Regions from separate parts of the Homo sapiens genome. Here region 1 is linked to region 2. A link is a loop called in an ENCODE intact Hi-C map of the cell type or tissue named here. Cell type or tissue: heart right ventricle. All regions are shown on one strand. Each heading gives the region's core, and the rest is flanking DNA. Links, peaks and the distances in the headings are about the cores only.

Region 1 (16,401 bases), core at 1-8,000, 64 kb after region 2:
ACAAGGAAATGGGGAAAAAGGAAGGAAATTAATGTTTTACGAGTACCCACAATGTGCCAGGCTTGTGGTGGCACTCTTTATAGGCACTGTTTTATAGGCACTCTTTTACAGGCACTGTTTTAGTTAACCACATAACAGCTTTGTCAATGAATAACTTTGCTAACACATAGCTTGTCTGAAGAGTTGCTACTAGGTCAACATTCAGAGGCCCACGTGATCACTCTAATTTATATGTTTTAAGAGAGATGATTTGATTGAACTTGGAGCTAAGATTTGTTTGATAAAACAATAACTTTATTTGATCTAAATAACCATAAATAACAGGGCATGAGTAGTAGAAGAGGACACAAATAATTGTGCAATTAGGAATGTATCTATGTGAGTTGAAATGACTAGTTATACCCTTAGTAAAATGAAAAATTGGGTATTCTGGTTATTAGAATATTATAATATGTAATCTATACATGAATAATACCTTCTTTATATCTATATTTAGAAATTTGTTGTATTCAATCTCTTTTTCAGAAGATTGTACAAAATGTGAAATGCATTAAAGTACTGTACTAAGAAATCAATCAAATACTAAAAAATTTGCACCTATTTAATGTTCTTTCCTAGTCTAAACTTCTTTCGATTTCTATTCAAATCTATTTGATACCCAGAGTACTTCTACCAGCCAAACATGATACGCAAAATGATTTAAGCCAGATGTTATCATTTCCTGTGCCATACAGAGGCAGTGTTTTACTAGTTCACTAATATAAATACAGAAAGTCTACAAAGACAAAAAGAAAGCAAAAAAGTGATATTTTCTGTTACATGTTATTATAACACAGTGAATTAGAAATCTAAATAATTTATAGGAAATTAGTATTTTGATGCACAGCAGAGAATTACTTTTATTTCATGGTATCAGTTACTAAAGAAGGAAGCAGCTTTTGTTTAGGTTACTATGAGAAGCTAAGTACAGTTTTGCCCAAAATTCTAGAAGCTCAGGTTAAGCACATTACTTTAGAAATTTCTGTCATGAGTTCCTGATTAGCTCTGTGTCACAGCAATGTCAAGTTCAGTTTTAGAGGTCAGGAAAATATTTCTGAGTTGCAAAACGTTTGAAGCCATTTGCCCTACCTTATAAAAATGACTGTTTATGTAGGTGACAGTAATGTCAGGTGGACTTAAATGTTTATAATCAGGGTTAACTAATGCCAGCAAAAATAGCATTGAGAAGTTGATATATCTCATACCTTAAGGATTATTAAAGGTATACAAATAATGTGCTAGGCCAAATCTAGTCTCCCAGGCCACACTCTTTCTGACACTGAAATTGGAAACAGAGTTGTCTATGTTCCTATACAGGATGCATTACCAATAGTTTTCATCTTAACTAGGTGAAATAACTACTTAGCCATTCATAAACGCCCTATAAAGAAAACCAGGAAAATTCTACCGAATTAAAATTAATACGCTAAGTCCCCATTACTTTTACAATTTATTATAATATGTAAATACGCATCCAGATGAAGGGACCTATTACCCAAGTAAATTTGCACTAAGATTCTTAAAACAGTTATTACACCACTGGGAAGTTCTTAGTTGAGCTCTCAGAGAGTATACAAACAAGAAAAAAGCAGAAAGGCTGGAACAGACAGATTCTAGAAAGTATGCCAAGACAATCTTTAAAAAGCTTGCATCTGTAAACTGCACTGAATCTGTTCTTTGGGAGTCCAATTTTATTTTATTTTGTATTTAACTTTATTTGCTTTATGAAATCAACATGCATATCTATAAGCAGGTTAATTTTCTTCCTGATGAGTAAAGGCATGTCTACATTGAAAAAAAAATGACCAAATCTTCCAGATAGTTTTCTTTATTATAAACATTGCACAAAACCTCAGAGATATGTTATGTTCCTCAAAGAAAGTACGTAAAACATTTGGCAAGTTCTATGACCAAGGGAAGATGCCTAACAGGTGAACCAATATTATCCAAAACTTAAGAAGATAACTTAGTGTGGGTTTTATGTTTATTCACTGTAATTGGGGTATGCATAAGCATTTTTAAATCATTTTGCCTGGGCTGGAAACTCAATGTAGCAGGCACTATAAGGGATATTATAAGGTAACTATATGGTTTCTGTCTTTAAAATGTCTTAAACCAGCTAGGTTGATAAAGCCATTATTTAGGAAACAGAAATTCAGTAGAATAAAATAAAATGAAATAGTGATAAACTAATACATACATAATTTCTAAGGTACCTAAAGGATAGTATGAGCTACAGATGACTAATTTTTTTCTATATATATCCTTTATTTAAACACCCCCCATCCCCGCCAAAGACACATATACACACAGATATGGCAAATACACCAAAACTCTGTAACACCTAACAAAGGGCTGTGTTTACTCAATAAGTAGATTTTCAAAATAGCTTAATATTGTATCAAGAGAAAATTAATCTGGACATTCAATTCATGAAATCTAAGCCTCTTTGATCAGAAAGTTTACTCTTTTTTCGTTGCTAAGGGTGTGCCATTTCTTAATTCTGTTATTCATACTAGAAACAGAGTATGGAGGCTTTAAAAGAAGAGATTATTTTAAGTGTTTTTCATACTTCTTAATGACTATTTCTCCTCTCATGAATAACCTTCAGTTGTTCTTTTTCTCACTAAGAAATTATTGAGGACATGCAGCAAGGTAATGGCTGATGAGTTTTGAGTTGGTAATGAACAAAGTCCTTTATATAACTTTTGAAGGGACTTTGTTGTGCAAGTCTATATTTAGCCCTTAGTTGCTCCGTAGGGGAATATGTCACATTAAATACAAAGGGAATTTTTGTAGGTGATTAAATAATTTATTTCATTAAGCATGTTGCTATTTGATTCAATTATTCAAGTCAGCTAACATTAAGCCCCTACTATCTGTCATGTAGGCACTGGAGATATAAAGATTAATGAGACTTTACAGATAAAATGTTGAATGAAGTCTAAGTTAGTTACAGAGTTAAGGACAATAAAACTCTAGAGACATAATTGAGTTTTACTTTTCACTGATAAATAAACTCCACAGAATATAAATGGGTGTCTAATTCTCACAAACAAGAGCAAGTTGACTGAGACTAACACAGGACTCTAAATCCCCAGGCCAATACTATACCAAAAAAAGAATCCCTAAAATAGCCCAAGCAACTGTGTCTGTGTGTGTGTGTGTGTGTGTGTGTGTGTGTGTGTGTGTGTGTACCTGAATCAGCAGGAAACCAGACATTACTGCTGTAGACAATGCCCCAAACAGCACTCTACCTCATTAACTGGCAAGAAAGACCAAATTAGAATATCAGTGTTGATCCCACAAACTACAAAAGGTAAAATAAGTACATTATCTTTTTAAACAAAATGTAATGAAGAGGTAAGATTTGCTGAACAGTAACATCTAAGTTTTACTGAGATGGCAACATAGAAAACCTTTGGGTTAAGAGCTCATAACACACGTACACATTTCTTCATGTAGGCTTTAAACAGTATTTTAAAAGCATCCTCCTTGAAGATTTTCTTACCAATGGTAATATTTAACTGATTCAAGCCATGATTACTTAGTAATGTGTACCTATACTATGTAACATATGCTACATATGTTATATATTCATTATATGAGATCATCAGATGACAGAGGCCAGAAAATCATTTGTAAATAATGGTTTAGAAAAAATTTGACTAAACTTATATCTATGCTCCAGTAAATCTGTTTTTAACATATCTGTAAAATGACTGTGCATACTGAGAATAGCTATATTCTTATTTCTAATTTTTAAACTTGTTTTTAAAAATTAAAAATAATATATAAACACATGCTCTTTGTAAAAATAATTCCAAGTAATTTCTAAGCATAAGACAAATACATTTCTTATTTAAGATGATTCCCAGGACATGCCTTTATCTCATCCCTCTACAGAGACCCAATTAATAATAGTAAAAGAATAAAATATAAACTCAACCACAAAGTAACCTGATGCATGAATTTGTATTTGGGAGCAACCAGGAGACGAGACAAAGGGACATGTTTCTAGAAGACAGAAAATACTTTTGATATGAGTGAAGTGCCAGATAACATTGGTTCCATAGCCAGCAACCATGGCCCTTTCTTGTTAATAAAATCTTGTATGGCTGGCATCATATACTACTTCAGGGATTAAACCAGTATTTACCTAACTCAATCACTAACAGTAGTTACCTTATTCCGATTTACCAAATATTCCGTTTTAAATCCTTTCTTGCAGCTAAGGCTGGCCACATGATGCAGTTCTGATAATAAAATGCCAGAGAAAGTAAGTTAGGGACCTGTAGTACAACTTTTGCCTTCACAATAAAAAGAAAGAAATATAGGAAGAAAGTCTTTTGCTGTCTCCCCAAACTTTGGATGCTGTTGTGTGAGTATATGAATGTGTGTAGTTGTTGCTATCAACTTGTGATCATGAGAAGAAGGCCAAGGAAAACAAAAGTATTATGGGCACAGTGCCTTGGCATCATTGAAGTGCTGAACAAATGCTGGCCTTGCCTACTCCCAAATTTTGTTTTGTAATATAATGACATTAATGTATTGGATAAACCAGTGCTATTCAGGTATTCTGTAGCCTGCATTTAAATGTATGCTGGTGGTTACTGATGAACCTTGAAGGGAAAGTAGAGGGAACATGGAATATACGTACAAAGAACGGGAGCCAAGGAGACAGCAGGTATCCTGGAAGAATACTAAACAGGCTCTTAGTTAAGAGACAACAGGACCACAGAAGACAGAACAGAAAGCGGGTGACTTATGCTGATGGTAGGTATGAGACATCCCTCCCTCCATGTTGCGGAATAGTCTGTAGCCAACCATGTACCTGAGGATAGTGGGGGGAAATGTCAGTGGTTCGTTCATAAAGCAATTGAATGAGAGGGAGAACTAGGACAGTTAAGAGAGATGTCAGTGGCCTAGAGTAAAGCCCTCCTCATTCTGGTATTTAGAGAAATATGAGGACAAGCTCCCCGCCTATTTACCCTAATGAAAAACTTTAAATTAACAAATTCTGCAACATTACCAGAGTTTTTTATCTTTAAATGTGATTGGACATCAATAGATTACCAAAAGAAAACATTCAACACACAAGAGAAAGACCTAGAAAAAGAGACAAAACAATGTTTCCAGAGTAAAGAGAAAGAGTTCAGAAAAAATAAATTCAAATGAAAATATAATAAGTATAAAGATAAAAAATAAAAACAAAACTAATTTTCTTTTCACTTTGTATAGCTTTAATGCAACGTATTTTACACATATAATTCATTAAAGTGTAGAATTCAAATATCTTTAAGTAAATTTACCAAGTGATGAAACCATCACCACAAATCAGGTTTTAGAACATTTTCATCACCCAAATAAGATTCCTGTGCCCACTTACTGTTAATTCCCTTTTCCATCTTTTGCCTCAGGCAACCACTAATCTGTTATCTGTCTCTGCAGATTTGTATTTTCTGAATATTTTACATAAATGGAATCACACAGTATGTGGCTTCTCATGTCTGTCTTCTTTCATTTAGCATTCCACACAAGATTTGAAACCAACACTTAGCTTTGTTTGCCATAATGTGGCAATCATAAATTATAATTATATGGCATTAGTACTTTAGTGACACAGGAATTTAATTTTGGAGTAGTATTCAAAATGCTTCTTTTAATTACCTTGTTTATATTACAGTAGCAGGTAAATTCCATGGTATGGTAATTTGCTTTAAAATTGACCAAAATAGATTTATTTTCCTACACAGACACACACACATATTCAGGCACAAAAACATTCAGACAAACACACAGACCCCACAATATTATTTAGCAGGTTTACAACATTACTTTTCAATCTTGACAAGAACAACAGCATAATTGATGGTTTAGGTGACATTTCCTAAAATCCTCTCTATCTTCCCAGACTGGTTCACGTGTCCTTCTCTAGTATTCTCAGAGTTTGCATATATGTGACATTGTTCTTACCAGATTGTATTCAAATGAACGTACATGTGTCTACAGCGTGATTTATTCACAGTGTTTGTCAACATAAATAGAACTTCTTTAAATTAGCTCGAGTGTGAATTTAGACATTTAATATTATATTTATTTCCTTTTGTTAGGTGACTAAATTTTAGAAATACTTCTATCATTTCTCTTTTCAAATTTGTTATTTTGAAGCTAAATGTTTAAATTATTTCCAAATTAAAAATAATCAAAGCCTACAGTAGTTCAAATCATAATTTTTGGAAAACAAAATGGAAAATTATCTCTTAATAGCTATATAGCTTCAGCTGGCCAATAATGAAATCCAAATTTGCAAATGTTTGTTTACCATATTTTGGAAATCTAAATTTCAGTAAGGAATTACCCTTAAAAGTCATTTAAATAGAGAGTCCCTCTGTACATGTGGAATATCACTTTCTTCATACTGATCTCATTGGGAATATACAAACTACATTAGACATGCCTATATCTAAACCTCTGGTCTAGCTTTGTTTGATCATAGGACTTTCTAAGCCAATGTTTGGACTCATTTTGGCTTCTGCCTAGATTATACCATCTGCTTTCTGCCTTCCAGAATTCATAAAATCGTCTTTCTAATCATCACCCCTTTCTTTTTTCAACTCCTTTGTGGACATTTTATTCCATTTTCTGCATCTCTTTTGTTTTTGTTTTTTTTCTTTATTTCTTATTTCAGAGGATTGGAGTGGGAAGGATAAGGTATACTGTGTTTCAGCCTTGCATTTAAACCAAAAGTCTCAACCATGTTTTTTTGTTGTTGTTGTTGTCTTTTTTGAGACGGAGTCTCACTCTGTCGCCAGGCTGGAGTGCAGTGGCACAATCTCGGCTCACTGCAACCTCTGCCTCCCAGGTTCAAGTGATTCTCCTGCCTCAGCCTCCCGAGTAGCTGGGACTACAGGCGCCTGCCACCAAGCCCAGCTAATTTTTGTATTTTTAGTAGAGACGGGGTTTCACCATGTTAGCCAGGATGGTCTCGATCTCTTGACCTCGTGATTCACCCACCTCGGCCTCCCAAAGTGCTGGGATTACAGGCGTGAGCCACTGCGCCTGGCCTTCTCAACTGTTTTTTTTTTTTTTAAAACAAAACAAAACAAAAAAACATTATTTTAAGATTGAGTATTGGCAGTCGGATATTTTTGTCAGAAGGAATTTGCTGATATAATAGAAAATGCTGCTAATAATTGTTTTTTCACACCATGAGACTTGTTTTAAGTTGTGGGAAGCCTTAATGGCTTTTAAAAGAAAATGATCAAACAAGTCATTCTTCTTTGTTGTTTGTTTTTATAGAGATTTGCCTGCTGACCAAAGGACGTCGTACTGCCAGTGTTCGAGCTGATACATATTGTCGTCTTTACTCACTTTCCGTGGACAATTTCAACGAGGTCCTGGAGGAATATCCAATGATGAGGAGAGCCTTTGAGACAGTTGCCATTGACCGACTAGATCGAATAGGTACTCTAGTTTTCTACCTTCTTTATATAAAATTTAATCTCCTGGCATAATACAGGTTTGCAATTATAAGTCCCAAATGCAGTGGGGAGTGGTGACTCATGCCTGTAATCCCATCACTTTGGGAGGCCAAGGCAGGTGGATCATTTGAGGTCAGGAGTTCGAGACCAGCCTGGCCAACATGGTGAAACCCTGTCTCTACTAAAAATACAAAAATTAGCCGGGTGTGGTGGCGTGCACCTGTAATCCCAGCCACTCAGAAGGCTGAGGCAGGAGAATCTCTTGAGCCTGGGAGGTGGAGGTTGCCCTGAACCAAGATGGTACCACTGCACTCCCGTCTGGGAGAGAGAGTGAAACCTTGTCTCAGAGAAAAAAAAAAAAAAAAAATCCCACATGCCAGTTTATAGCTTGCTTGTTAATTTGTGTAGAAATAGCAATTAGCTGTAGCCGTATTTCTTGAGAGATCTGGGTCCCTATCTATCTCTTCTAAGTATTCTGGGTTTATTTATTAATGTCTATTTTTGCTAGCTAAACAAACTGATTTCCCGACTGATGCCAAAACAATTTGAATCTTCAGGTAAAAAGCAATGATAAAAATTCTAGATAGCATTGAAATAGAACTAAAAATATGATATATGAGTCTATATTACAAACTAAGTTTTATCACTTTTTTTGTATTTTTGGATCAACTTTACATTTTATCTTTATATTAGGAATTGAAAATTTGCACATTTAAATTAATCTCAGCAGAGACATAATAAAATGTTTGTAATATAGACTCAAGCAGAAAAAAAAAGCCTTGATAGTAATGCCCTACATAGATGCTTTACCTCGCAAACATCAACATATTTTAAAGTCTTTTCTGCTACCAAATAAAAAAATATATATATACAACCATTAGGCCTTATTAGTTATGCTAGTTTGAAGATTTGCATAATTGCCATAGTAAAGTTAGCTTGGATTGGCTTGCTGTTAACATTCCTAGATATCCTGGAACATTATGTTGTAAGGTAGTATGCATTCATTTTCCACACCTAAACCCTCTTTGCCACCCTCCCCTTCTCTACTTTTTTTTGGTCAGCTCGACTCTGCTCAACCTTCCTCTCTCTGTTTAGATATCACCTCCCTCTAGAAACCTTCTCTGACCTCCCACTCCCTACTAAGCCCAGTTCCTTGGATGCATTCTCCTATAGCCTCTGAAGCTCCCCCATCACAGCACTGCTTTTATTACTGGCTCTAGAGATGCTAAATTTGTCAATGTAGAGCTCATGTTTAATTCACCATTACATTCACAGTACCTAGTATACAATGAATATTTGTTGAAGAGAGGTAGGAAGGGAGGAAGGAATAAATGAACTCAAAAAAGATGGGGCTGGGATCACTTGTGATAAACAAGGAGGTACCTCAACTGCTTCATTCTTATTAAAGGTAAGGACTTCAGATTGATAAATTGTTATGTTGGCTTTTTTTCTGCACTTCACATTCACATCTTCCTTTCTCTCTATATTAGTAGGACAGCAGACTGCATAGAGATCTGAAAATAGATTAGAAGTAAAGGCAGTATTTGGACATCATCATTAGATATAACAAACGTATTAGAAATTCATATTGAAATCTTAGAGATTTAACAAGACCTACTCATTCAGGGAGACAATACCCACAAAAGAAGTAGGCACTCCTGAAGGCATCCTTACTTAATTGGAAAATAACTTCCCTCTTTGTAGTGTGTGAGTGTTTATGTTAGAGACAGAGACTAATTTCTAAGCAATGAGTTTCTTCCTAAACCAGCTAGACATCCTTAGAGAAAACATTAAAATCAGGATATTTCACTAGATAATTTCTGTTAATCTGATACAGCTTCACTTTCATCTAACTTATTGCAGTTAATTTTTTTTTTTTTTTAAGACAGAATCTTGCTCTGTTGCCCAGGCTGGAGTGCAGTGGTGTGATCTCGGCTCACTGCAGCCTCCGCCTCCCAGGTTCAAGCAATTCTCCTGCCTCAGCCTCCTGAGTAGCTGGGACTGCAGGTGTGCACTGCCACGCCCTGCTAATATTTTGTATTTTTAGTAGAGACGGGGTTTCACCATGTTGGCCAGGACGGTCTTGACCTCCTAACCTCATGATCCACCCATCTCAGCCTCCCACAGTGCTGGAATTACAGGCATGAGCCACCGCGCCCAGCCTGCAGTTAATTTTTATAACAATATTTACATGAAATGGTTCGTAATCAATACAGGCAATGCAATTTCTAATAGGCACTAAGCAATTGAATTTTTGATCTTTATAACATAGTAAGAGTGTATTAAAAGTTACATTATTTTTCCCAAGGTTAAAGATACTTAGATTAAGATATTTTGACTGTTCACATAATCAGAAAGAAACATTATGCTTCTCGGTTTTGTGGCCATTGCATATAGATGTATGCTGCAGTTAGTTAAGCAAATATGCTAAATAAGCATTTATATTTATTACTAATGTAGGAGTTTTTGTTCTTTGGGAAATTAGGACAGTCTGTAAGTAGGGAGAGGTAACTATTTTGGCAGTCATTTAAAATGATTGCATTCCTAGCAGTCAATGAAATTACAATACATATTTATCTTCAAAAATATATTTTGTTACCTTTAATGTGTTAGTTTATTTAGCAATATCGCAAATTGATTCACTTTTCAGTTACCATATTCACTTGGAGATTAGTGTATCAATGATGCCATAGAAAAGTCACTACTTTCCCCTTCTTTCACCAATCCACTATTCATTCTAATAATTATTATGCCAGAGACTGTCTAGTATTGCAAACCACTCAGAAGATGATGGCAGGAAAAGCTGTATTGCAAACCACTCAGAAGATGATGGCAGGAAAAGGTAAAATTTATTGAGGTCTTAGAGGGAGCTGAGAGCCTGCAATGCACTATGCCCTTGGTCCTCACAACAACCATTCAGAAGAGGAAAGATCATAAAGTCAGTCTCAGTCTTGGCTGCATTTAAGAATTCCCTGGGGAAGCTGGGCGTGGTGGCTCACGCCTGTAATCCCAGCACTTTGGGAGGCCGAGGCGGGTGGATCACAAGGTCATGAGATGGAGACCATCCTGGCTAACATGGTGAAACCCCATCTCTACTAAAAATACAAAAAATTAACCGGGCACGGTGGCGGGCACCTGTAGTCCCAGCTACTCAGGAGGCTAAGGCAGGAGAATGGCATGAACCCGGGAGGCAGAGCTTGCAGTGAGCTGGGATGGTGCCACTGCAACTCCAGCCTGGGCATCAGAGCGAGACTCCGTCTCAAAAAAATAAATAAATAAAATAAAATAAATAAATAATAAATTTTAAAAAAAGAATTTCCTGGGGAAATTTGCTTTTAAACTACTGAAATTCAGAGCCCATGTATGATTATTTAGATTTAATTGGTAGGGAACAAGTGGATGTTAGTATTTTTTAAAGCTCCAGAGATAAGAAAAATATCCAACTAGGACTGAGAATGACTGGTGTAAGACACTGGGTCAAAAGCAAAACCTGATACAGTCCTCCTCAGATTTGCATTTGGGAATCACCTGGGGATCTTAGTAAAATGCAACATCTGATTCAGCAAGTGGGGTCAGGCCCAGGAGGCTGAGTTTCTAGCAAGCACACAGATGAGACAGGGGCAGTTGGTTCATTTTCCATAGCAAGGATGTGCAATCACTTTTTTGTGTATATGGTCTTTCTCAGCCCTGTTACCTGCCAACCATGTTTTTTTTTTGTTTTCCTGGGCACTGTTCTTAGTCTTCTCATGTCCTGATCTCCTTTCAGGTAAAATGAGATTATGAACACACCTATCTGACAGGGTCGCGGGTTACATAAAATCATCTACCTAAGGTCTTTTGTAGAGTGCTTATCACATAGTACGTGTTCAAATGTTCTCGCTTATGTCTCCATGGTCCTTTCTTGAAAAAGTAACTTTAAAATCAAATGTTGATTCCAAGCCCATCCTATTCCAAAAGCCCTTTCTTCCCCCATTCTTCAAGGTGGCCCTCATGTTAAATATCTCCATTTCTTCTGTAAAGTGGCTCTTTGCCATATTACAGGCCGTTCAACTTGAGTAGAAGGTAAGAGTTCCCAGAGAAATACAGGAAGTGTGAAAGGTAGGAGCCACATTGGTATTTGGTGTGTAAAGGTGAGTGACTGGCTTTTTAAGCCTCTCCTGTGAAGCACAGCTATACTTCTGTTTGCAGGAGCCACTCTCACTTGGCGTTGTCATCAGTCATTGGTAGGCTTTCTAAGTGCCTATCTTTCTTTTGCTGACAGGAAAGAAAAATTCAATTCTTCTGCAAAAGTTCCAGAAGGATCTGAACACTGGTGTTTTCAACAATCAGGAGAACGAAATCCTCAAGCAGATTGTGAAACATGACAGGGAGATGGTGCAGGCAATCGCTCCCATCAATTATCCTCAAATGACAACCCTGAATTCCACATCGTCTACTACGACCCCGACCTCCCGCATGAGGACACAATCTCCACCGGTGTACACAGCGACCAGCCTGTCTCACAGCAACCTGCACTCCCCCAGTCCCAGCACACAGACCCCCCAGCCATCAGCCATCCTGTCACCCTGCTCCTACACCACCGCGGTCTGCAGCCCTCCTGTACAGAGCCCTCTGGCCGCTCGAACTTTCCACTATGCCTCCCCCACCGCCTCCCAGCTGTCACTCATGCAACAGCAGCCGCAGCAGCAGGTACAGCAGTCCCAGCCGCCGCAGACTCAGCCACAGCAGCCGTCCCCGCAGCCACAGACACCTGGCAGCTCCACGCCGAAAAATGAAGTGCACAAGAGCACGCAGGCGCTTCACAACACCAACCTGACCCGGGAAGTCAGGCCACTCTCCGCCTCGCAGCCCTCGCTGCCCCATGAGGTGTCCACTCTGATTTCCAGACCTCATCCCACTGTGGGCGAGTCCCTGGCCTCCATCCCTCAACCCGTGACGGCGGTCCCCGGAACGGGCCTTCAGGCAGGGGGCAGGAGCACTGTCCCGCAGCGCGTCACCCTCTTCCGACAGATGTCGTCGGGAGCCATCCCCCCGAACCGAGGAGTCCCTCCAGCACCCCCTCCACCAGCAGCTGCTCTTCCAAGAGAATCTTCCTCAGTCTTAAACACAGACCCAGACGCAGAAAAGCCACGATTTGCTTCAAATTTATGATCCCTGCTGATTGTCAAAGCAGAAAGAAATACTCTCATAAACTGAGACTATACTCAGATCTTATTTTATTCTATCTCCTGATAGATCCCTCTAGCCTACTATGAAGAGATATTTTAGACAGCTGTGGCCTACACGTGAAATGTAAAAATATATATACATATACTATAAAATATATATCTAAATTCCCAAGAGAGGGTCAAAAGACCTGTTTAGCATTCAGTGTTATATGTCTTCCTTTCTTTAAATCATTAAAGGATTTAAAATGTCGTTGTAAGATTATTTATTTCTAACCTACTTTTACTTAAGTCCTTTGATATGTATATTTCTCTATTTTATGAAGAGTTCTTGGATTCAATGGAAACAAAACTGATTTTAAAAAGGCAACTCAAATGAACTAGTAAATAGCACCAATCAAAACTTTCTTTCATTAGCTGTGTCTCTGCATCTAAATTGTTAATCATTAATGGTGGAGAATTAAATAACAAATCCCATTTTATAGATCTAAATTGTATTTCGGTGCTTTCAATTTCAAATTAGGTTAAAGAATGCACTACTTGCTTGGCCACCGTAGGAGACTAGCATTGCCACTGTTTGTTAAGAATATCACTAACCTCAAACATGTTCATTGATCTTTCAGAAAGCTGAGGGAAAATTAATATTTGTCTTCATGTGTTATCGGACTTTTACCAAGACTCGATCAATGTTAGTTGTAAATAACTTTTTCAACCCAAATAAAAATAGCTATTCTGTGTTGTATGAAGGTAAAAGTCATTGTTTAAGAATTTAGTTTTATTGCTTCACTTCAAAACTTAGAGTTTTAAATTTTACAAAACCTGATTGTGAGAATTATTCAATTGTAATGCAATGGCTTGAAACCTACAATATTATTTTAACCTGCAATGTTTTATGCAAAATTGTATGCTCGAATCTACAAATTGCTTGTATTACACCAAAAATCGTTACTTTTCTTTCTTCTTGCCATAATCAAGCATCTGAAAATAGTCCCTGCATGCTTCTGGGGAAAAAAAAATAGGTTCAAATCAGTCATTGTAGAGAAAGGCTTACAGTATTTCTCGTTTCTAGAAAAGCATAACAATTCATTAATTGCCTATCTTATAATTCCTATAAGGCTGACTTGGATCTCTGACTTAAGTCTAGAAGTGAGGTTTTCACTTTTATTTAATATTATTGCTATTATTATTTAAATAATTATTTGTAAACCACAGCTTGATTTGGAGTTAAGTGTTGTCTGTGTCTTCACTGTAGCTGGTAATTTACTATGGTATTAATTTAAAGAAATAAATTCAATACAGCATCACGTCTGTTTGGGAACACACATTTTGCTCTATGTATATTGTAACTAAATGGTTAGTAAACTTTAAGGCATGTGGTGACTAACGTAGCCCTTAGATAGGAGGTTTGTCATTTTTAATGTGTTGAAAATAGTACAGACATGGTGACAGAAAGCAGGGGTAAAGTTGAACGTCTATGAGCATTGTCTGTCTGTTTTCTTAACTCTTTACATGATCTGTGAGCACCTGCTTCTTCTCAAAGAACTCCCTTAGTAATCATTTGTGCCTAATGCATCCCACACATGTGGAGTATGACTGGAACACAATTGAAAGATTCCTAACAACTGGCTGCGGTAAATAACCCAAGTTAAGAGCATGACTTAAAGTGGAGGTCTTCAGTATCTCTGGCACTGGCAATACATTTAAGAACATACAGAGATCACACATTATGTGGGACAGGGCCTGCAGATAGACTTGAGGACAGAAAACAAAAACAAAAGCAGAAACTCTAAAGTGGATCCTTGCTGCCTGTTATGCCTTTTGTGGATATAATACCTATAATACCAAAATGAGTTGTTATGTTTAATTTCAAACAAATCCCAACTGGTGTGGAAGTAATTAACTGCTAGTCGATGTAATGTAATCATCAATATGCTGGTGACATATGATGGCATGTCAGGAATACTGTTGTAAGAAAGGGATTGTTCAGTCTACCTAGAACCTATGGGAAAGCTGCAAGACCATTTACATATCAGTACAAAACTCCTTTATTTTATTAAAATATGAGAATTAACTTCAATTTATTAAGATTACGTATTGGTCCTTTAAATTATTAAAGGTTTACATTTGATAGGATTAATGGATTTGGTAGTGAAATATTTTTATATATATAAATTTTTGGTTTTTTATTTTGAGCACTATTGGGAAACATAAGCAAAATTGAAATGCATGGTCTTTCAGTGCAACCATACAATTTTTATTCACTTTGTAATAGAATGGACAAAAAAACTAAGGTTTATATATTAAACTAATAAAAAGGTACAGGGTAAATTATATACATATATGTATGAATGTATATATACTTAGATTAAGAAAAAAAAATGACTCACATTCCTGTAATATAAAGGTCCATTGCTAGTTGAAAAGTGACCTCTTTTCTCTGTACATAGTGAAGCCCGTATGTATGGAGTTTTAATCTGTACAGAAAGAAATGTATTATTCATTGGTCTTTCTGCTGCTGGAAAGATAATAGAATAGCTGATTCTTACAACAACTGTATGATCAGGGATGAGTTAGAGTATTTCTTTTGTCTTTGCTCAAAGCCATACATATATAAATATATATAAAGATTATTAATAAATTCAACAAAAAATAAACTACAATCATGAATATTTTATTTTATCAATATATGCTAATCAAATGTTTTATTTTATTAATGAGTACAGCTTTGCCTCTATTTTTACATCATAAAATTTCCAAGAGCTTATACTTGATAATCACATAAAATCAATTATATTCTATAATTCTGGAATGAGAGGACTTTAAATAGAACATGGATTTTTCAACCACTTCTTTGTTTACCTTTTTCGTATAGTAAAATATGAGCTTATTTTCTTTTTTGCTCTGTGCCTTTTTAGAATGTGGTTGTTCTCCAACTTCAAAACACAACCATTTTGTGTAATTATTGGATATACAGATGAGAAATAATTTTCCTGTAATAATGGTAAATAATTGTCCTGTAATATATTTATACAAACCTATTTTGTTATAATAGTTCTATGACATACCTATTTTGTTATAATAGTTTTATAACATACCTATTTTGTTATAATAGGGCCTTGGGCTCTATTATAACAAAACAGGTTTATATAAATACATTCATATTTATAGCCTTAAACAAAATAGGTTTGTATAGTAGGCCCAAGGCCCTATTATAACAAAATAGGTTTGTATAAATATATTCATATTTATAGCCTTGGGCCCTGCAAAGTTATTTGGAGAGTGATAGAACCTCCCCACACAAGTGGGTTTTAAATGATACCTAAAAGCCTGAGATAGAGTTTATCATAATGAGAATAAGTAGTGAAGCATTCCTGAAAACAAGGAGGATAAATAGTAGCAATGGCAATATATTCTATTCACCAAAAAAGTAGCTTGTCTCCAGGTCTGGATGACCTCTTCATAAGTGAACAATTCCCTGATGAATGCTGTTCCACTTTAAAGAGATGGTTATTTTGCAATTTATAAACTTAACTGAGCATACTATTTTCAGGACACTACAAAGTACATAGTCAAGTTATTACCGTCATTCCTATAGGACAGAGAATGATTTAAACAATATGACATGTTTAAAATTTTAGATGATTTATTTCAAATCCTGAATTATGTCTACTTCAAATTATGAGCAATCTCTATTATCTTTCAGGACTATTTAA
Region 2 (16,664 bases), core at 3,072-11,071:
AGGCATGAGCCACCTTTGCGCTTAACCAGTCTGCTTTTGCTTTGACTGGACCACTTCCATCTCTTGGCAGCCATTATTTTTATCATGTTTTGTCTTCAAGATCATACTTGCAAAGCCATGTTTTATCTCCAGTTAAAATTCTTTGAAGAAATGCTTCAGGATATTTATCACATTTGTTTAAAACTTCCATTGAAAGCTCCACTCTTATCTGCAGCTGATCTGGCTGCAATGGTTTTGGTACTAATGGAGTGGAAAGTTTGCTTAAGTTTAATTTTTGAGTCAGAATTGTGAAAGCTGAGCAATTGTGATGTCTACGATGTTGGTTATTGTTTCCGCTATTAATCATTGGTCTCCTTCAAATAAGGCAAAAACAGGTTGAATTTTTTCCTTGCAAATTGATGCAGATGATCTGCTGTTATGGGCTTCATCTTCAACATTGTCTCATTCCTTCTTAAAATGAGTGATCCATCTGTGAACGGCTGATTCATTTAGGACATTGTTTCCATAAAGTTTCTGTGAAGCATTCTTTACAAAACAGTATCAGGAATAAAGATCAAATAAAAAGACAGAAAGATAAGATAGAATGAAGGATATATTCCAAGAAGTTAAGGAAATGTTATCTAGTTAAAATCTCATTGAGGGAATGCAAAAAGGATTTTTTACTAAAACTTTATGGAAATGATGCCCCAAATGAATTAGCAGTTTATAGATGGATAGCTCATTCTTCCATCCAAGCTTCAGCATGAATTGGATGTTTGCTCCTGCTTCAATTTTATAATTCATATCGCTCTGAGAGAGGCTATTTTAAAACTGATGTCTCATTCTTCTTAGTGCCTTAAACTAGATCCTATTCAGATGTGTTGTAAGAAGTTTCTACAAGTTTATTTTGATAAAGAAAATAGGAAATTCATATATAGCTTTTTCATAATATGCACCTTCCATAAGCTTTTTGAAGACCCTGGTATCAGTTGTTTAAAAAAAAAAACTCTATCAACATATTTTGCTTTTTAAATCTAAAACTTCTTCACAAGAAAAGCAGAATTTCAGGACACTGGAACCAGATTGGATTCTCAGGGGCCTGGAGAGGTTCAAAGTAGAGTGAGACAGATCATAGCAAGGAGACAAAGGTAATCCAACAGACAGTATCAGGAATAAATATCAAATCAAAAGACAGAAAGACAAGATAAATTGAAGCATATATTCTAAGAAGGCATGGAGAAGTTAGGATTCCAGAATAAAATCTCATTGAAAGACTGCAGAAAGACAACAGCACAACTGAGAATAAAAATGAACCCTAGTAATGTGTACCCTTAAATGGGAAGTATTCTTCTAGGCAGAAAATTCTCAAGGTAATATATAATGAAGATAACAAGAACATTTTCTGTGTCATGTGTTTTATTAACTATTCTTCCCAGCCGGACATGGTGGCTCATGCCTGTAATCCCAGTACTTTGGGAGGTTGATGCAGGTGGGTTGCCTGAGGTCAGGAGTTCGAGACCAGCCTGACCAACATAGTGAAACCCAGTCTTTACTAAAAGTACAAAAAAATTAGCTGGGAGTGGTGGTGGGCACCTGTAATCCCAGCTACTAGGGAGCCTGAGGCAGGAGAATCACTTGAACCTGGGAGGCACTGGTTGCAGTGGGCCAAGATCATGCCATTGCACTCCAGCCTGGGCAACAAGAGCAAAACTCTGTCTCAAAAAATAAATAAATACATACATAAATTAAAAACTATTCTTCCTCCTGCCACACCATAATTTACACTGATCTTCACTGGAAAAAATATCCACTTTTCACTTTTACGTGCATCCTCTGACAAACCTTTTATTTCCTCAATTCCTACAATCATTCAATTGCTAAATTGTGACTAATATTTTTTCTTTATATATTTAAATGCCATATTCAGGTTCTCAACATTACCTCAACATCTGTCACAACTTTTCTCCCTGGCTTGAATGTCAATTAGCTAAAATGCATTCCATTACAGAGCTACCATATTGATTGATATAAAACCCAAATTTGACAATGTAACTTTCTTCTTAGAACCTGCTCATGACCTCTTATTCCCTTCAGGGAAAACACCCAAACTCCTTCATATGACACAGAGGCTCTTCATGGCCTGCCTTAGTCTTCCTTTCTTCACATTAATGCTTCATCTATAGAGTATTATTGACAATTTCCTGGAAAATAAATGCTATTGATGGCCTTTTTGCCTTTCTTCATGCTACCGTATCTTCATTCCTTTCTACTCAGCTTACCTTCTACTTTCCTGTAAGCATTTTTACCATTTATAAGTTACCTAACCTCATTCATAAATTTTCTGTCACTACTCTGTCTCTCTCACAGCATTTATCATTTGTTAGTTTATTATCTCTTTAAAGACTATGAGCTTCTTGGGGATAGGAGCTGTGCTTAATATCCTTGTATTTCTAGTAACCAGCATGCAGTAGGAAGTCATGAAATATTTACTGAGTAAAAGGTCTTCTTTAACAGAGTCGTGAATGAAAATCATACTAAGAATCATGACTGCTTAATAAAATGAGAGATCCTAGAAGTGGAAGCATGAAATGCTCAGCCAGTTAACACCTTGTAAAGGTGAAAACAGGGTTTCTCCATGTGCTTCCCTACTCTTCAGCTTTTGCTTTTCTAATATCAGAATCACACAAAGGTCTAAGTTTAATGCTATACATAAGTTAACAGTTTATTTGAAGGGAAAAAGCATGAGTAGAATAAGAAAGTAAAGAAACGTATGGCAGAAAGATAACAAGTTATTACTAAAATGACACTGAGTCTAAAAACCCAGACCTGATTTTTGAAGAAAAGTTTAGTAAGAACGATGAGAAATATAACATCAAATTGGAGTATTATGTACCTACTACATTCAAGTCACAGTGATAGATTACAAAAAATGTCTAAAAAGCAGTAAAATATATCAATTCACCTTTCAAAAGCTGTGTTTCACTTGGGAGAGGAGGAATCAACTTAGGCAAAGGTGTGTTTGGGTCACTGTTATGTTCTTAGTGTCTAGAAAGTGCCTGGCACATAGAAGACATTGAATGACAAATAAATGCTAAATGAGTGAACTAGGATATCCAGAAAGGCAAAGTTCAATTATTTGATATGTATTTTGTGACAAAAGATAAAAATATTAAAATGTGTATACACACATCTAATATACATGATTAGAATTGCTCATCATAAATTCAATTTTATGTCAACAACATGTTATCTTATAGTATGATTTCAACCTAAAATACTTCATTAAATAAGAAAGCTTATGAAAGTATTGCATAATTTGAGGCATTAATATATAGTTAAGAGCAGTGATTTAACACAAGTCTGGGAATTCAGAAACTTATAAAAGTGAGGAATAGGTCATACCTTCATTGTCTCACAAACTTATACAAATGACTTTTGCCTAAAAGTAGAGAAAGAATGTAAAATGCAGTGGTAAAGAAAGTTAAAATTAGTCTATATTCATTATCAGTTAAGTCTGTACTATGTTTTATCCATTTTATAGTTCAGACTCTCCTTTCAATGTGTTTTAATACTGTGAAGCCCGAAGATGTAAAATGGCGGTAAGAACTACATTTGTGAGAACTTTGAAACCTCTTACAAAAACCTCATACCATGCATATAAAATTAATTCAGTTAGCTGATATTTCAAAAACACTACTTTATTGAAAGCATTCTCCTATTTTCACTTTTGTGGCAAAAATTAGGTGATTTATCTTTTTTTGTGTGTTAGAGACAAATTGTTGAAACACCTTTAGCAGATAACTAGCCCATTCTTATTGTTCAAATCTCAATACAAATGTTATCTCCTGAAGAGGCCTTCCCTGAGAAGCTCATCCAAATTAGTTCCCTCTCAGTCATTCTCCATCAATCACATCAGTGTTTTTGTTGTATGCATATTATTATATTGTCTTATTTGCCCTTAATATTTATTTGTTCATTCCCTGTTCTGCTATATGAACTCAGGATCTGGAAAAGCAAGGACTATCTTTCTTAACTTCCTCTATGACTCCAACCCTCAGATAGTACATATTTTGTAATTACTTCGTGGAAAAAATTAATAAGTACACAATAAATAAGGATTACCTACTTGGCAAATCATCTCAGAGTGACTGAGTGTTAAAGCTTAGAGACAGCATTTTGCCAAGAGAACAGTAGTGCTTGTGCTTATATGGATAAGAAAAGTGATGCTCAAAACAAAGTCTTCTGTCCACAGAACTTTCTTAGTATCACTGTCAGTTATACTATGGTCCATGTATTTTTAATGTATTACAAAAGCATGCTGGCATCTTTAGATTCCTCTGTGATTATGTTTGGTATATGCACTGTATGACATAACATCCTATTTTTATGTGAAAAAATAGTTTCTTTTTAACTTTAAGAAGAAAAATACTTTATAACTTTAAAAACTTTTAAAAGTTCTCCGTGTTTATGCATTAGTCATTCAATGCAGAGCTCACTTGGAGGATGGGGTAAAGATGGTGGGGCGAAGAGGAAGGTACCATTATAGAGGGTATACAAATGTTCTGTCTAATCAATCACTATAACCCAATCACATTCATGGAATAGATAGAAAATATGTTGGTTTTTCTTTTATATTGCTACTAAGGTGAGTATTTATGCCCTCTGCCCCCAGTTCATATGTTGAAATCCTAATCCCCAAGGTGATGATATTAGGAGGTTAAGAGGAAGGGGCCTTTGGGAGGTGATTAGGCCATGAGGGTGGAGCCCTCATGAATGGGATCAGTGCTTTTATAAAAGAAGTCCCAGAGTGATCTCTGATCCCTTCTGCCATATGAGGAGAACACAGCAAAAAGCTCACTGTCTATGAACCAGGAAGTGGCCCCTCACTAGACAAAGTCTGCCAGCACCTTGATCTTAGATTTCCCAACCTCCAAACCAGAACTGTGAGAAATAATTTTTTTTTATTCATAAGCCACCCAGTCTGTGATACTTTTGTGTAGCAGCCCAAATTGGATAAAACCATTGCTACACCGGTTCTACCTAGATTATGTCAATGACTCATCAAACAATTGTTCAAGTTCCCCTGTCCAAACCTAAATATTGAGACACTTCAAGGTATAGAAGATTCACAGTGGCAGATAACAGTTGTGTGTTGTTCATCCTCAAGCTAGGCTGTACGTCCTGCACACTGAGCTCCACTGGAATTGTCAGCCTTCTGGGAAGTGATTGTAAAGTCATCTTAAAAAATTATCATTCCACTGTGCACTAAAATACTTGGGTCAGATAGTAAAGGAACATTACAGTTTTCTGAGGAAAATTCTTAAGATGTTACCCCAAAACATAGCATTTTAAATTAAAACTATTACTGTGTGGTATATTCATTATCTCTAATCTGTACTCTCTGGTTGCGCTCTGGCTGTGTCTAGTCAAATGTATGAGTCTGCAAAGTTGGCTTCAGTAATCCCTAGTATCCTCCCCTCCCTCTCAGTTGCTGCCTGACCTGGCTTTCCCTGGAGAGCCCTCCTCCTTGATTCTCCTCCCATCCACTTAACATGCTCTTATTTGCCCCTGGCTGCTGAGAAATATCCAAAGCTTCATTGTTTGGGATAGTTTAAATCCTTTTTGTGATTTTCTGTACCACCATTAATAAGTATACGCAATTTTTCAGCTATATAACACATAATGGATGAGAACCTACTACTGAGGGGCTATTTCACATCACGATTACCAGATGGCCCTCCTTCCACAAGCCTCATTTAAATCCAGCTCCGCTACTAACTAGATGTTCAACTCTGAGCTATTTTCTTAACTTATGTGTACTTCATTTTTCTCATCTTGAAATGTGAATAATGATCATAACTGCTTCACAGAGTTGTAAAGATTAAGTGAGCAAAACACATAAAAATGCAGAAAAGTGCCTGGCACATAGTAAGTACACAGTAGAATTTAACTCTTAATGTTACTACAATGCAGTGAAAAATAGGATAGAGCTCTTACAGCTGTTATATTTTAGGGAGTGACAAACATTTAAATAACTAATTGTATGTAGTTATTTGCAAGTGCTGAAAGGGTGATTCAAAGGGTATCAGGCCAGTACTCAGGAGGGACACCAAACCCAGCAATATCATATGCCCCATTTCTTTTGGAATGTATTCAAACAATCTGCTAGTAAGCTTTCCCTTCATTTTATCAGCCAGTTTCCTGGAGACATTGCCTTAGCATCAAAATTTGATATTGAAATGTTAGAATCATAAGACTCATGTATACTTCTATAAATGCTGGCAGTATATTTAAAAATAAAAACTAATTAGATTCATTAGTAGAACCTAATAGAACTAGGTAGAACCTTCTGTTTATGAGTGCCTGTTGGAATGTGTACAAAGCAAGAATGTCTATTTTTAACATGAGCAGACTTATACTGATTTGATTAGAGCAAAATGGCAAACTTAACTGTCAAGAAAGAGGTTAATGCCCTTCTGAGCCTGTCTCCAAAGTTCAGAACTGATCTATTTTTAAACAATGGATTGTGAAGAGCCATGGGCTTAAAATAGGTACAGATCATGTGTCCCAGTAGAATATAGAATGTCAGTATATTTCATTTTCACAGAGCATGAATTAGGCTGAGAGTGTAATCCCATCCTGCTGACCTTTAATTTGTCGAATAGATAGTTATGCAAGAAAACATAATTTGTATGTATATTTATTTAGTGTAATTCTGAATCATCTTTTCTAAACTACACACTTGTTGATTTTTTAAATGCCTTCTAAAAATGTGTTTAAAGTTAACTAAAATGGCCATAATCATACTGTGAAGCTATACCAGCATCTTATAAATTTTAAGATATTCATGTAACAGGCATAAATAACAAAAGATTAGCAAAATTATGTAAAGGATCTGATTTGGCCACAGTGCCGAGCATATTGTGTGTCACTCTTTTGGCCTAGAGCGTTGTCCATGCATCTCTGCATTCTATAAAACAAACAAAAATTATTGATTGCTTAATGTGTGTGAGACATTGATCCAGGCTTGACAGGGAAAGTAAATTGTAAGATGTGATTTTTCAGTCTCAAAGGAAGTACTTACTATATTCTTGGAGAAACAAGACATGAACACATGGGAAAAAAGTATAAGAAAAAAGTAAAATGAGGATACTAGAAATGTAGGAAGTCACATATAGTTAATTAGCGGAGAAAAGAAGACTGTACCTACTAACACTGTTGAGAAAAAAAAAAGTGTGTTCACCATGGCCTGGAATAGACTGAAAAGTCCTCAGTGGAAAGAGTTTGCACTAAATTTGGAAGCACATGTGGAATTTCAGTAGACAAAGAGGATACAAGATGTAAAGAACACAGGGAAAACAGACAGAAAACATGCCTGTATTTCCAAAATCTAGTTGCTTTTTCAGCTTCTCATTTGGTTCAAAAAGGGAAAATAAACTAGAGAATAAATAACTTTTTCTTCTACAATGGCTTAAGTTATAGTTTTATATATGTGCAAATACAACTAAAATATAAGCTTGTTTTTATTGTTATAATAAACCATGCCTTATTTCTATAGTTATAATAACCATGACTATTTTAAGTGATCTTGGAGAAAAGAGGTAAGTAATAGAACTCAAACTAAAATTATGAAGATAATTGGAAACCGAACTCAAGAAGCCCTGATTATTACTAAGAAGTCAATACAGTCAATGGCATCATGCATTAACGTAATTAAGATTAGATACCATCTTGCCCTACTTAAAATGGCTTTTATCTAAAAGTCAGGCAATAACAAATGATGGCAAGGATGTAGAGAAAAGGGAACCCTTGTACACGTTTGGTGGGAATGTAATTAGTGCAACCACTATAACAAACACTTTGAAGGTTCATGTTTGACAGAGATGTCAAGAAAATATACTGGGGAATAGATAGTCTCTTCAATAAATGGTGCTGGAAAAACTGGGTATCCATATGCAGAAGAATGAAACTAGACCCCTATCTCTAGCCATATACAAAAATCAAATCAAAATGTATTATAGGCTTAAATCCAGGGCATCAAACTATAAAGCTACTACAAGAAATCATTGAGGAAACTCTCTCAGACATTGGTCTGAGAAAAAATTTCTTGAGCAATACCCTACAAGCACAGGTAACGAAAGCAAAAATGGACAAATGGAATCACATCAAGTTAAAAAGCTTCTGGACGTTAAAAGAAACAACAAAGTAAAAAGACAATCCACAGAATAGGAGAAAATATTTGCAACACACCCATCTAATAAGGGATTAATAACCAGAATTTATATGGAGCTCAAACAACTCTATAGGAAAAAAGTCTAATAATCCAAATAAAAAATACTCAAAAGATTTGAATAGACATTTCTCAGAAGAAGACATACAAATGGCAAACGGGCATATGAAAAGATGTTCATCATCATTGGTCATCAGAGAAACGCAAATCAAAACTACAGTGAGATATCATCTACCCAAGTTAAAATACTTATATCCAAAAGACAGGCAATAACAAATGCTTGCAAGGATGTGGAGAAAAGGGAACCCTTGTACACTGTTGGTGGGAATGTAAATTAGTACGACCACTATGGAAAACAGTTTGGAGCTTCCTCAAAAAGCTAAAAATTGAGCTACCATATGATCCAGCAATCCCACTGCTGGGTATATACCCAAAAGAAAGGAAATGAGATATCAGAGAGATATCTGCACTTCCATGTTTGTTGCAGCACTGTTCACAACAGCCAAAATTTGGAAACAACTGAAGTGTCCATCAACATATGAATGGAAAAGGAAAATGTGATACTTATACAAAATGAATTACTTTTCAGCCATAAAAAAAAATGAGATCCTGTTATTTGCAACAACGTGGATGGAACAGGAGGTCACTCTGCTAAGTGAAATAAGCCAGACACAAAAAGACAAACCTCACATATTCTCACTTTTTTGTGGAATCTAAAAATGAAAACAATTGAACTCATTGAAGGTAGGGAGTAGAAAAATGGTTACCAGAGGCTGGGAAAGATAGTGGGAGGGTAATGGGGAGGTGGGGATGCTTACTGGGTACAAAAATGATAGTTAGAAAAAAATGTTTTCACTTATTTCTGGCATCTGAAAATCAAAACAATTGAACTCATGGAGATAGAGAGTAGAAGGATGGTTACCAGAGGCTGAGAAGTTTAGTTGGGGGAAGGTGAGGATGGTTAATGGGTACGAAAAAAAAAAATAGAAAGAATGAATAAGATCTAGTATTTAACAGCACAGCAAGGTGACTATAGTGAACAATAACTTCACCGTACATTTAAAAATAACTAAAAGAGTATAATTGGATTGTTTGTAACATGAAGGATAAATCCTTGAGGATGGATACCCAACTTTCCATGATGTGATTACTACTCATACAAAAGTATCTGCATTACTGTACCAAAATATCTCATGTACCCCATAAATATATACAACTACTATGTACCCACAAAAAAATTTTAAGAAAAGATTAGAAAGATGCCTGTGCTAGGTAAAGCTTCTATTTAGCATCCAGGCTCTACACTGAGCTAAATAGAAATTTTAAAAAGACAATACTGTTTTCCAGAGTTTAAAATCAGAACCATTAAAGAACATATGTATACTACATTTGTCTAGCTTATATAAACCAATTTTCTGTTGTTTAAAATATCCCCCCAGTTGACTTATATAGCTAGAGCTTCACATTGTTAAATTATGGAAATTATTAAGATATCTAATATCATTTGATTTTGAAGCTTGCCTTGGCAGAATATAGAGTAAGATAATGTATGTCAACTCAATGAATTACTGATGATGATGGTGGTGACAGTGCTGATGGTGGTGGTAGTGATTTTGATGATGATAATGATGATATTGATTTTTAAAAATCGACTTTATGTAGAACAGCATATCACGTGTTTGGGTAGTTTGGTTTTGCTGTCATTGCAATCATCAAATAAATTACTTAGTGCGATTATGAGCAGGTGTGTTGAGATACATAGGCATATAAACAATATAACCTTTGTGTTCAAGAGTGACAGAAAACTACAAATATTAGAAAGATCTGAGCTCTTGAGTTGAATTCAGAGTGATGATTTAATATATACATGTTGATTACGTGAAGTAAAATATTAATAAGTCTAAAATGAAATAAACAATATTAGATAAAGCCACTGAAATATTTGATGACTTAAATTTGATATTTTAAAACTACTTCTCCTGTTACGGTTATACACAGGATTTATATACCTATAATGTTTATTTATAATTGTAAATTAGGGAAAATAAGTGTATTTTATAGAGAAGTGACTAGCCTAGTGTCTGTTCCCTAGGAAGCTGTGTTGGTGTATTAAATTATGCTTTATGATAAGTAAAACACTTAAGAACCCAGTGTGAAATAACTGTTCAATAATATTATTTTTACAATGATTACTGCCCTAAGAACTCTTAATACTGATATTAATATATTTAAATGTTGTCATCTCCTAAGTTGAATTCTACACTTTACCTGATGTAAATGTGAGCCATGTCTACCTGTTCAATGCCAAAGATAATATGCAGGAAAATCTAGAGAAGGCTAAGAATTATATCTCAAAAACTAATGAAGAAAAGTAGAAATATTTGACATATATCTTAAACTGAAATTCTATCATCTAAATTATATATTTCAAGGAAAACAAAAAGTGGTTAAAGTAAGACAGATACAAAGGCATATAAAATAACATTTTTAAAGTTTTTGCAAGTGGCTTCCTGGTAAATTTTACCCATTAGAAATTATCTCAATATTAAGCAACCCATACTTTTGAGAAAGATAAAATTTCCAATATATACATTATTTGAGGTAAAAATATATTTGAAAATTTTTTTAAATGAATGAGTATGCATTAGTAGGACAAGAAACATCAATACCAAAGAAGCATATTTGATACTTATGAAACAATCTATAAAACATTGTATTGAGTAATAAGAATTTCTTGCAAAGCTATCTCACTGAAAAAGAAAAGGAAACAAGTGACATGATACATTATTGTTTGTCTATTAAAAATTATTGATGAGTCATTTAAACTTAGTTTCCTTTTTTCTAATGCTGCATTTTTAATTTTTTCTAGGAATGGCAAGATGATTTTACATATATATACACATATACATGAAATGTTTTCTGTAACTACAGAAAACATATATATGTAAAATCATCTTGCCATTATATATATATGTATATATGTACATCATATGTATATATATGATGGTGTCTTGTGCGTTTATTTAGTTAAGTTTTATTTGTCATACAAAAATAAGGTTTAATGTTCCAACAAACTGTTGATATATCCACAATTTCCTTCCTTGTATTTGACCAAGCTCAATTTCTTAAAGCACAACAGTGTAAACTCCAGTATTTAATAACTCCCCAAATATTTATGTATGCCAAATGCAGCATGGCATCATGGTTTGGATCTTGGAACATACAAAAGCACAAGTGGAAAACTAATCAAATACAAAGTCTGGAGTTTAATAGTAATTCAGCAATGTTGATTTCTTAGTGTGAAAAATGTCTCATAGTAATATAAGAATTAAACCTTTGAGAAAATTGTGTAAGGGGCACATGGACACACTCTATATTATTGTGCATTTTTTTCGTAAACCTAAAATTTTTCCAAAGTAAAATCTCTAATTGAAAATCTATATATGTAATTGGAAAGAAGATGGTCTTTGCTCTCCTATCTGGAATCTCCTTGACTGCCCCAACTTATTCTGTAAAATTAAAATAATAATACCAGTCTTTCATGGTTGTAAGGTTAAATAAAATGATTTGTGTATAAGAACCTTCTAAGCCATAAGTCACAGTACCTCTTTGTTATTATTTCAATCCCAATTCTTGCTGGATGACAGGTATCTCTGAATTTTAGATTCTGGTGGAAATATGAAAATTTAAATAATTTTCCCTAAGGTTCTACAGTGGGACATAAATAGTGTTAATTTAAAAAAGATTCCAAAATACCTATTCCCCATATCTATAAATGTATATGAGTCATTGCAAAAATAATTTATTCTATGATCATTTGTTTCATAAACTTCTCAGGCACCATCTCTTATGTACAATATGTTCATTAAAAGTTTTCTTACTTCCACTGAATCAAGGAGACAGAAAGGGGAGTGGAGCAGATTGTATTATTGTAATAAGAGAGATCCAGACTCCTGTGCCTTTTCCTTGATTTTTCCTAATATTATCCCCCACTCCCTACACCACCACTCTTTCTCTGAGTGACATTGTTTATCTCTAAGACTTCAAAAATTGACTCTATGCTAATATTGTGTAATTCCATTTATAAGAGGTCCCTAGGATATGCAAATTGACAGACACAGAAAGTAGAACAGAGGTTACCAGGGGCTGGGGAAGGGGAGGAAAGTGGCAGTTCTTTAATGGTTACAAAGTTTTTGTTGGGGATGATGAAAAAGGCTTAGGTATAGATAGTGAGGATATTACATAGTGAATGTACTGACAAATTGTATACTTATGAATGGTCAAACTATTAATATTGTTACATATATTTAAACAGTTTTTTGAAAATAGTCTTAGAAAATGGCACCCAATCTTGAATCTATTTTCCTAATCTCCAAAACCACTCCTATCTGCCTCCCACTTTTATCTCAATGTCAAAGATGCTTCACATACAATACATTTAAAACAAAATATCCTTCCTCCACAACACTAAATATTGTTTAAATTAATTGTTTCCCAAACTGAAAAACTCAGAAGGTCTTGAAGTGTGTAGACTGTGTTCCACATCTATGCAAAGTAGATGCTAATATCGCTTATTAACTAAATTGTGTATAGTGCTTCTGCCACAGTTCACTTTCAGAGCAGTGGTAGAGTAGTCCTGCCTTTATCTGTGGTTTCCCTTTCCACAGTTTCAGTTCGTTACTAGAGAATAACTCTGGTCTGAAAATATTAAATGGAAAAATCCAGAAATACACAACTCATAAGTTTGAAATTGTGCACCATTCTAAATAGTGGGATGAAATCTCCTTTGGGACGTGAATCCTCTTTTGCCCAGTGGAGCCACAATGCTTGAGTCACTTCATAGTCATCTTGGTTATCAGGTAAACTGTTGCTGTATCATTATGCTTGTTTTCAAGCCACCTTATCTGACTTCTCCAAATAAATGTTGAAGCCCCACTACCTCAGCTTGTATTTAGATACAGGATATTTGAAGAGGTAATTAAGTTTCCCCAAAGCACATCAGTAGTGATGCTGGTCATTCGTATATGCCAGAGAGCCATAAAATGCTTCAAGTGAAAAGGTGAAAGTTCTCTATGTAATATGAGAGAAAAAAATTATATGCTGAGATTGCTAAGATCTTCTGTAAGAACTAATCTTCTATTCATGAAATTGTGAAGAAAAAAAAAAATGCTAGTTTTGCTGTGGCACCGCAAACTGCGACAGTTACAGCCACAATCATGATAAGTGCTTAGTTAAGATGAAAAAGGCATTCAATTTGTGTGTGGAATACATGAACAGAAATGTGTTCTGATTGACAGCAAATGGGTTCAGCACTGTCTGAGATTTCAGGCATCGACATACTCCCCACAGAGGACAGGGGACTACTGTACTGATACATCTTGGCAGATCTTCAGAAGGGGCAACTTCATTCTTCTTGTCACATTTTGACCAGCCTAACTTGCTGTATTAGTTTTTTAGGGACGCCATGACAAAATACCACAAACTGGGTGGCTTAAACAAAAGAAATGTATTTTTTCACAGTTCTGGAGACTGGAAGTCTGAGATCGAGGTATTGGCAGGTCTAGTTTCTTCTGAGGCTTCTCTCCTTGATTTGCAGAGGGCTTCCTTTTCTCTGTGCTTGTTCACCCCAGATGTCTTTTCTGTGTGTCCAAATTTCCTCTTCTTATAAAAGGACGCCAGTCAGCCAGTCAGATTGGATTATGGCCCACCCTAGTTAATTAATTTTAACTTAATTACCTCTTCAAATACCCTCTATCTAAATACATTCTCAGGTACAGTTGCTTCAACATATAAATTTTTTTGGGAGACACAACTCAACCCATAACAAATGCTAACACATGTAATGTCCCATAAAAATCTAACTAAAGTGAGAGATAAAAGAATGTTTAATTTATCTTAGTACTCTTGCCTGATTTTAGGACCTGACTTGATTTCCTTAGGTCCTCATGTGCATATACATATATTGTTATGTTTGAATTGTGTCTGTTGCTGATTTGTTAATAATGAAAATTAATTTATGTGGATTCTATAATAAAATTTTGAAAAAAGTTTTTACCAAATTCTCCAAGTCATTTTCTCACAGAATTAAGTCTTCAGATGTACTCTACTATCGGTGATATTCTCTTAATAATATTTTTTAGTTCAGCATACTTCTGGACATTTGTTTAGTTTCAGCATACTTCTGGACATTGTTTATGCCACTTAAAAATCAATCGCTTTTTTATCACCTCAAATAGACTTAACTCCTATTGGGCAAATCATTCTTACACCTTGCTACAGATGGACGACTGGAGCTAAATTGTGCTGGACCTTACAAAAATCAAATGACTGCTTTGAGCACCTGATACCACATAGTAAAGCAGAGATACAAATTCTCTAATGAACACTCTTCCTGTCAATATACAATTCCTTAATTTTAGTATTTTTAATTTTAATTTTTGTCTGCTTCTATATTTTTCCCTTTATAATCAAATGGAAGTGAACACTAAGAGAGTTTTGCATTATCTGCTGTCATTCTGCATGGTACCTTAACAGAACAGTATGTCCCTATGTTCTAGTAAGGCAAAGCAGTGGGACTATGCTAAGACAAAATTAATTTCAAACTTCATTTGCATGTGTATTGTAAAGTTTCTATGTGATTAAATACCTCAGGGCCAAATTAAATGCATACCAGAACTGTAACTACAGAAAACATTAAAATCTTTTAATTTGTACATCTCAAAATTCATCTTGCTCTGATCTTTTACAAGATATAATTTAAGCCACTTAGTAATAATTTTTTATTTTAGGCTAATTACCTTTGACTTATAACTTGAAATCTATTAATTTAGCAGTTAAAGAAATAACTTGGTTTGTAAGCAAGTAATAGTGAAAAATGCTAAAGTTTGCCATTATTTAAGAGGCTATTGCAGTCTATTTCTCTTCCTGCCTATTTTTCTTAATATAACTATAATTAACATAAGATGAAACATTTTGTGGCCACTAAAAAGAATGGCAATGTGGGTTATGTCACAATTTGGGAAATATTTTGTGGTACAAGTGTAGAAAAAGGAAACAAATATTGAATATACATTATGGTTACAACTACGTTAAGGTGAACTGGAGATTATTTGAAGGGAATACATATATAAATTTCTTTCATGAAGATGATGACAATAAAGATATACATTTTCAGTTGTTTATTTTTTAAAAATTTATGTGGGTATGTAGTAGGTGTATGTATTTATGGGGTACATGAGATGTTTTAGTACAGGCATGCAATGTGATATATAAATGTATATGTAATTTTTTTAAGGAAAATGCGTGGTCCTTTTGTTTTCAAATACTTTAAAAATACAGTTTGGTAATTTAGAAAATGCTTGATTAATCTTAATGAAAGGGGAGTTAAATAAAACTTAAATTAAGGCATCTTATGTCAATTCATCAGCCCTCCTTTTTTTTTACATGTAACTTCAACTCCCAAAATATAAATAATAAAAATAAGTATTTTTTACCCCTGTAATTTAATACATCATTTTTGACACTCTTATTATTCAGGAGTTGCACCATAAGATCTCTTTAAAAAATAAGACAGATTATAGTGCAAATATAAATCTGTGTAAATCCTTCCTACTAGAGACAGAGAAATCATGGGAAATCCTTTAAAATTAAGACATTGAAGCAGGTGCTGAACTTACTAGTCAACCCTTGAATGAATGTTCAAAAGATTTTTTAATTCATTAAGATCTGCTAGTATGGGCTGATTTTCTCATATATGCAGTGAACCATCTTGCAATTTAGAAGACAAACCACCAGATTAATATAAGTCCATTGGAAATGCTGACGGAAAAGAATATATTTTTTAAATTGCCCTCATGTGTTTTCTTTTTTAATAATGGAATGTATGTGTAATTTATAATTTGCCCTCCAAATTTATCATATCAATAGAGTAGCTTTATTATGAGTTATATGTTTTATTTGTTGACTTTGATCAAAACCCACATTTATTTTATTATTTACAATCATCATGTATTGAATATATACATATGTAGCTTTCTTTCTCAATTAGATGTAGGTTTCCAGATACTTGTTAATCTAGGAGACTTGGTTTCCACACCTGACTGCTTATGACTTGGAGTGTTTTATTAATGACAGAGATTTTGAGTTATATTCCCTAAAGAGTTATGTGAATCTGAATTGGAACCTGGCTAATTTAGAAAAAATACCATAAATGAGTCCGCAGAGGTGCTGTCTTCCTCTAAATAATAACAGAGATGCAAATGTCATCTTTGGCAGGTCAGTGAAGCAATTTTTTTCTCCTTGTCTACCTCAGAGCCATAATGGGGGCAACGGCCTTGTAATAATCCTGAGTACATTCTGTTCCTGCTCCAGATTGGTCCTACATTGTACCTACAAACTTCTTCCCACCTGGGCACCTTCTATGCACCAAGTTCTGTGTTAAACACTTCATTTCTGA

The links. Hi-C counts contacts between places; a loop is a spot of excess contacts. Peaks named below come from ENCODE experiments on the same cell type or tissue, not always from the same donor. Only the 100,000 strongest peaks of a DNase experiment are listed, where the experiment ranks them.
Region 1: it touches region 2 in a loop (2.2-fold over the local background); 5 of 110 quality-filtered maps call a loop at or near these places.

The regions. Positions count from the first base shown.
Region 1 is chr5:45,258,194-45,274,594 of GRCh38, reverse strand. HCN1 (hyperpolarization activated cyclic nucleotide gated potassium channel 1) reads left to right here. Exons shown (of 8, transcript NM_021072.4): 7 at 7,342-7,506; 8 at 11,785-16,401. The coding sequence ends at 12,674. Among named protein-coding and RNA genes, the nearest start is that of HCN1, 430 kb to the left of the region's middle. In heart right ventricle, for the core only: no CTCF peak of the experiment used is centred there; a DNase peak (open chromatin) is centred at 3,213; H3K27ac peaks cover 405 bases.
Region 2 is chr5:45,324,970-45,341,633 of GRCh38, reverse strand. All of the region lies in intron 5 of HCN1 (hyperpolarization activated cyclic nucleotide gated potassium channel 1), which reads left to right. Among named protein-coding and RNA genes, the nearest start is that of HCN1, 360 kb to the left of the region's middle. In heart right ventricle, for the core only: no CTCF peak of the experiment used is centred there; no DNase peak of the experiment used is centred there; H3K27ac peaks cover 1,770 bases.